Regions from separate parts of the Mus musculus genome. Here region 2 is linked to region 1. A link is a contact called in ENCODE Hi-C data. All regions are on one chromosome and are shown on one strand. The core of a region is the stretch at or near the end of the contact, and the rest is flanking DNA. Distances in the headings are between cores, read along the strand shown.

Region 1 (3,489 bases), core at 631-3,130:
CCTCTGTGTTCTGCTTTGTTAAGCAGTTCTTTTTTTTTTTTCTCTCTCTCTCTCTTTAACATCACGAATGGATTTTTTTCCCAAATATTTTTTCTACATCTATTCGGTGATGACGTGATTTTTCTTGATGTTTTAACAAGCGCATTAGAGTGAGCACAAGCACACGTGCCTGTTACACGACTTGTTGTACAGATTCCTGGGCACACTTGCTCTTGCTTTGTTAAGAATGTCTTGTGTGTTCATTGATGAGATACATGCTTTCTGTTACATTTCCTTCCAGGCTTAGCATCTGGCTGAAGTAAGCCTTGTCTCTTAGAGTAGACTGGGAACTGTTTCTCCCTCTTTATTTTCTGAAGACTGTAGAAAGTTGGTTTTGTATGGTTTGCTTTTTTTTTTTTTTTTTTTTTTTAAGTAAGCCCCCCACCCCCAAACTCTGTTTTCCACTGTGATACTTTCTGTTCTTTATTGTTTCCTCTCTTGGGGTTTCATTTGCTCTTTCCTAGGCTTTTATGATGGGGGCTGCGATTGTTGATTTGAACATTGCCGCTGCTGGGCCTGTGGCTTATGTCAGCTATACTGAGTGTCTCCTCCTGTGGTTTTTGGAAGGCACTGTGGAAAACACTGGGCTGGCTGTGCTAGCACACGTGTCTCCTCATTAGACAGTTGATTGGATTTTTTTAACTGAGTTTCTTTTCATTATAATTGTCACTGTCTAGATACATTTATGGGTTTTTGGAGTTGGAGCGTCCTTGTGCACTGTCATGGTGCCTCTCTTGGCAGTTTAGGAAAGGAGGAGTCGGTGAAACTGAACCCAGAGGTCGGGATTGAGAGGACGGTGTCATAGACTTGGAAGGGTCTTGGAGATCTCAGGCCCGTTCCTCTAGGTGCTATTAGAGAGACTGAGAGAAACTCTAGAGCAGTACAAGGTCAGAGAGAGAGCAGTGCATGAGTCTGGGAGGAAGAGCCTTCGTTGTTAGTGCTGCAGGAGGATGGATGTCCGTATGGGGAAGGGAGAGGTCGTCACTTCAGACAGTGCTGGGTATTACAGATCCAGGGAGATCCAGCGCTTTTATGGACGCGTTAGGAGACTGCTTATTTTGTGTGTGTGTATAGTTTGGTGTGGGTTTGGGGCTTCTTTTTGTTCTTTTTTTTTTTTTTTTTTTTTGGTTTTGATTTTTTTTTTTTTTTTTCTGTCTTTCCTTACACTTCTTTTCTTTTTTGTACTGGCTGTTGAATTCTTGAGCTTAGGGCACTCACGTATGTTTGGCAAACACAGTTCCACTGAGTGACACCCCTAGCCTAGTGTTTTAGTTTCCTTAATGTTAAAAAATAAATACCCCTTCTCAAGAAAGTCGTTTTTAAAACTTGGTATCATGGTGTTGTGTAGAAGTCGATCAGAGCGTTCAAGGATCTGAGGCTCACATATGAGAGTAAGCAGGCAGATCTCTGAGTTGGAGGCTAATCTGCTCTACATAGAGAGTTCCAGGAAAGCCAGGGGTAACCTAAAGACCTGTCTCAAAACAAAACAAAACAAAACAAAACAAAACAACAAAGCAGTAGATGAGACTTGGTAAACTGTTTCTGTTCTGTCTTACAAGCGGTTTTTAATTCCTTTGTCATAAATTTCTCCATTTTTACATCACCCCATCTTTCTTCTTCTAGACCTTTAGAATATTAGAGATAAGTAGAAGTAAAAGAGAAATACACTCTTCCTGAAAATCATGAATTCATAGGTGAAGAGCCACAAGGAGCAGTGGTCACTGCAGGTGGTTGGTGCAAACTCAGCCTGGAACAAAGATTACAGTTCCAGCGTCTCACCAGTACCAACATGGTGTCCGATGCCAGATTTCTTCCAGTGGACTTAAAAACCCCAATAGCCTGCCAAGGCTGACAATGCAAGCAGAGCTCTGGGGGAGCAAATGGCAGTGCTGCTTGTCTAGGCCAGTATATGCCTGCGGGAAGAAGTAGCGGGGACCCTAGGGAAGGTTTCTAGTGCACATAGAACTGTAGTAAGCCAGCAGGGCCTCAGAGGTGGAGCCTGCGTTGTTGTGGGACTGCTGGGACAGACATCGAATCTCCAATGTCAGTGTTGTGTGTGGCAGCCAGGGTAAAAGTTAACAGGATCGTTAGGTAACAGTAAGAATTAACTATCGAGCCAGGCATGCTGGTACACACCTGTACTTCTGGTACTCACCAGGTGGCTACAAGAGAGTCACAAGTCCAGGACCAGCTTAGGGGCTGAGTCTAGCGTTAAAACAACAGCAACAAACACTGAGTACTGAGAGTGAGGTGGAGAGAGTTGTTCCCCAGTACAGTAGTGCAGGATAGGAGAAATCACTTTAAAGTTCATAGCGTAGTCGGTGACCATGGTTGACAGTTGTAGGTTATAGAATAGCTGATATACAAGATTGTGAATGCTTTCCACGAGAAGCAGCGATAGCTGAGCTGATGGACTGATGGATATACCTGGCACCCTGGTCATATCATGATATGTTATACGTACACTGAAATATCACATTGCATCTCATATATAAGTACAATTTGTAAGAATTTTTAAAAACCTATTTTAAAAATAGTCTTGAAGCTGGGTGTAGTTGTGAAGCCTTTAATCCCAGCACTTGGGAGGCAGAGGCAGGTTAATCTGAGTTCCAGGCCAGCCTGGCCTACAGATTGAGTTCCAGGACAGCAGAACTACACAGAGACCCTGTCTCAAAAGCCTTCCCTCCCGCCCCATGCAGAAAAAGTCTTGATCCAGGTGGGCAAGTGGCACACACCTTTAATCCTAGCTCTTGGAAGGCAGAGGCAGGTGGATCTTTGTGAATTCAAGGCCATTCTAGTCTACATAGCAAGTCCCAGGAGCCAAGGCTACATTGAAAGATTCTGTTTTTAAAAAGGAAGAAAGAAAGATTTGAGTGGGGGCCAACACAGTAGCAGAGTTTTTGTGTATAACTTAGTTTAACATAGAATATATGAACAGATGTGTTTAGTTTTTGGGTACCTGGTGGCATCTACCAGAAGAACAGTGAGCATAGATTGAAGGCAATAAAGTAGCTGCCTGTGCCAGGGCCTGTGACCCACAGTGCCTCTTAAAGTAGCTGCCTGTGCCAGGGCCTGTGACCCACAGTGCCTCTTAAAGTAGCTGCCTGTACCAGGGCCTGTGACCCACGGTGCCTCTTAAAGTAGCTGCCTGTGCCAGGGCCTGTGACCCACAGTGCCTCTTAAAGTAGCTGCCTGTGCCAGGGCCTGTGACCCACAGTGCCTCTTAAAGTAGCTGCCTGTGCCAGGGCCTGTGACCCACAGTGCCTCTTAAAGCGTAGCAGACTGTTCAGTTCTGTTAAAAAAAACATAACAGCCGGAATGTAGTTCAGTGGGTAAGTGCTTGCCTGACATACATGAAGTCCTGGGTTCAGTCCCCAGGACCGCATGTACGTACACACACTGTGCAATACGATAAGAATACTTGCAAGTAATTAGAACTCTTATCCTATT
Region 2 (3,489 bases), core at 458-2,957, 140 kb after region 1:
GGACTCCTCCAAGTCCAGGATGTCTCACCCTCCTCCCTGGGAAGCCTCAGTATGTTGACAACCTCCTCCAGGCAGCAGGACCGAGAATTCTTCAATGGGTCTTCCAACCACACAGCCTCAACAATCTATCTCCTAAGAATTCATTCTAAGGAAATGCCGGAGCTGGTATGTGAAGATTGTATGTTTAATGGTGTTTTCTGCAGTACAGCTTACTTTTATAGACTCACACTGAAAGCCTATCACTACCCACAAATCAGTTTACTTTACCAAGCCATGCATGCTACATCCACACATGGGATATGGTACAGCAGTCCAGGACAGGGTGGATATTTGTGAATCAGCATACGATGACTCAAAAGACATTAAATGCAAAGAAGTTACAGGACGGTAAGTAGAATTCAACATTAAAAAATTTATTGAAAGTGTGTATGTCAGCTGGGTGTGATGGCTCATGCCTGTAATCCTCACACTGGATGGGTGTGCACAGGAGGAGTCAGGGTTCAAGGTCAACATCATAGCCTGTCTCAAAAGCATGTGTATTTTGAGGCCAGGTGAGGTTGTTGGGAGCGGGTGAGGCTGCACACACCAGTGATTCTAGCACCCAGAAGGCAGAGGCAGGAAAATCAAGACAGACCCAAGGCCAACCTGATCTGCATAGCAAATTCTATACCAGCCAAGACTAATAGATGTGAGCCCCTGGCTCAAAGGGGACTGACTGGGGGGGGGGGGGGGGCTGGAGAGATGGCTCAATGGTTACGAGAACTTCTGTTCTTGCAGAGGGCTGGGTTTGCTTCCCAGCACCCACATGGAGGCTCACAAGTGTCTTTAACTCCAGTTCTAGGGGATTCAAGTGTCTAGTCTCTAAGGGAACCCATGGATGTGTGCACATACACACCCACAGACATACACATAAAAATAGATAAAATGTCTATGTTTGTAGGTCAAAGTGCTCATATTTGAGGATATACTTATACAAAGATTGTCAGTGTCTCTGCATGGATAGCTTGTATTTTATCAAATAAGATAGTATCATGGAAAAAGTATGTCTAGTTCCATTTAGAAAACGAAATAAAGAGAGCCCCAAGCCTTGAGAAACACAACCTCCTTACAGTGTAGGAAACACTTTCATAACCATTGTCCTACAAGCTCTGGACGAGTTCAAATAAAATAAAAATACTTCGCCATCCATAGGCAAGAAGACAGAACGAAAGAAGCCGCTGGCCCGTCAGGAGTTGAGCGATTTAGAAGCAGCCAAGACTTCAAAACAAGCCCCTCACTTGTTCAGTCCGGCATGACATCATTGCCTCACCCTGATTGTCTCTCCATCAGCCCAGATAAACTTGTCTGAACCCAAAAAGCTCCCCGCCCCTCCAAGAAATACTAGCAGGCGGCCAGGAAATAAAAACCAAATCAAGGTGATCAGGATCCAGATGAGGGAAGATAACTGTGTTTTCAGAAAAAAGGCACCATAGCAAATGCCTAGTGTCACCTATCACAGGGACATAATGGCATTCATCCTAACTGGCCACCATATGGGCAGAAAGGGTTCTCAGACACCAGAAGCCTCCACTCTGGTGTCTCTCAGGCCACGCCCAAGCCCCCCACCCATTCCTTCCCCTCCCTCACTCCAATCCCCCAAAGTTGCAAGGCACCTGGTCCTGGCTCCTCAGCTGATCTGGTTCACAGCAGCACGTGGGGACCACCCGGGGCCAGCTGGGAAAAAGCAGAGGTCAACAGGAAGAAGGAGACTCAATCATGTCTGACAAAAGAGACTCTGGGACAGGAAGTGAGTTTGAGCCAGGAAGGCTGGGGCCTGCTGTCAAGTAGTGAGGCAACCCTGCCAGCCTTGTTACTCAGCTGGAGTTGAGCAAGACCTGGGAGCTTGGGCAAGGGAGTAAGAAATGCCAGTCATAGCTTCAAGGCTCTCCACCTCTGCTGTCTGCGTGTGAACGGCTGCTTCTGGTCCTCTCACCCACTTCTCCCCTCTGTCCCTAAGGACGAATGAACGCTGGCTAACTAATTTAGTGGAGGAGACAAACAGGTGCCAATGTTTTTATGTCTACGCCGGTGCAATAACACAGCAAGTAAGAGCTCAAATTAGGGGTTCGTGGGTGTGGCTCAGTGGTACTCTACTTGCCCAGCCTGGGTAAGGCCCTGGGCTCTGTGGCCAGTGCTCAAAACCAAAACAAACCAGAGAGAGAGAGAGAGAGAGAAGAGAACACAATCTTAAAGGCAGAGAGCTTAGACTTTTCATCCTTGAACCTCGTTTTCCCTCTTAGGAATTGGAGCTAACACCAGTGCTGACTCCTGCCACTGTTTGCCGCTCAGATGGGATAATGTGTATAACTACCTCCATATAAATCCCAAGATCCAGTGAGTCCCTTGAGCTGTCAGCATTGTCCCCTTCCTGCCTTTCCAAGGCTGGTCCATTCCCTAAGTCTTTATCAGATCACGTAAGCCATCCACGTCTCTTGCCTCCACAGTGACTGCCGTTCTCCTGTGCCCATTAGTCTTACCAAATAGAACAGGAGCCATTAGTAAAAGTGGGCACGGATAACACGTTAAAGTTATTGCCTGCTCCTGTCTAGTCTACAAATGTCCGTCTTATGGAAAACAAAATAACAATGCCTTATCTGTTGTTAACAACACAAAACAAGAAGCTTCCCTGGGAAGTCATTTCCCATAGGGGTGTCTTTATTCTCAGAGAAGGCAGGTTTTGTACATACTTGTCTCTAATAGGTGCCTAGGAGGGGCCAGCAAGTACTGGAAGTTAGTCTATAAATATTTGTGGCTCTCAGTGATCTGATGGAAACATGGCCCTATTTAAACCCAGTCCTAAACTGTGAACTGACCTCAAGGGGACAGGATACCTCAGACAGATAGGCAGACATGTAAGGTTACAGAGAGAGGGGTTTACTATAGAACTTACTAAGGAAGTATAGTCTTGAGTGACAGTAAAAACTATAGCTGGCAATCTGGGTCAGAAAGAGGAGTATACTTGTGGGCTGGGACAAAAGTGACTTCATCCTGGCTGGAACATACCTGGTATCTCATAACAAAATATCAAAGAGTCGGGTGTATTCCTGGGGCCAGGGTCTGGTTGTTCAAAGCCCCATATTTGACTTTAATGGTTTTATCTAGTTGTGGTTTGCTGGGAGACCATACAGGAAAAACCGGCCAGGGTTACTCAGGGGCAATCACGGTGGCTATGACTCAAGATGGCTGTGGTCATGTCAAACAAACCCATACCGAAGCACACAGACAAGCTGTACCTGAGCTGAGGGACCCACTGCAACAGGACTAGGGTTTTGCAGGTTGAGGCAAAGCTTTTCATGAAAGCAAGACAAGGCCCCCTGGGCATACTTTAAAAGTGGTTCTCACAATCCCAGAAAGCTCTGAAAGATGGGAAAGGCGTGTGTGCCTAGTCAGGTGATGCTGTGCATTTAATCCCAGCACTTGGAAGGCAAAGGCAGGCAGATCTGAGTTTGA

The links. Hi-C counts contacts between places; a loop is a spot of excess contacts on that map.
Region 2: a loop to region 1 is called in a map of v-Abl transformed pro-B cells, with 2.3 times the contacts of the local background. The contact joins two enhancer-like sites. A Hi-C loop is called at or near these places in 2 of 37 maps with a recorded cell type or tissue (CH12.LX and v-Abl transformed pro-B cells).

What each region holds. Positions count from the first base shown.
Region 1 is chr11:68,730,391-68,733,879 of GRCm38, forward strand. The region is part of intron 3 of Myh10 (myosin, heavy polypeptide 10, non-muscle); the gene reads left to right. Among named protein-coding and RNA genes, the nearest start is that of Myh10, 40 kb to the left of the region's middle. Within about 2 kb of position 1,881, at least 1 of the 3 ENCODE cell types and tissues checked has a DNase peak (open chromatin) inside an H3K27ac peak, as active enhancers do.
Region 2 is chr11:68,870,129-68,873,617 of GRCm38, forward strand. No RefSeq gene overlaps it. Among named protein-coding and RNA genes, the nearest start is that of Rnf222, 17 kb to the right of the region's middle. Within about 2 kb of position 1,708, at least 1 of the 3 ENCODE cell types and tissues checked has a DNase peak (open chromatin) inside an H3K27ac peak, as active enhancers do.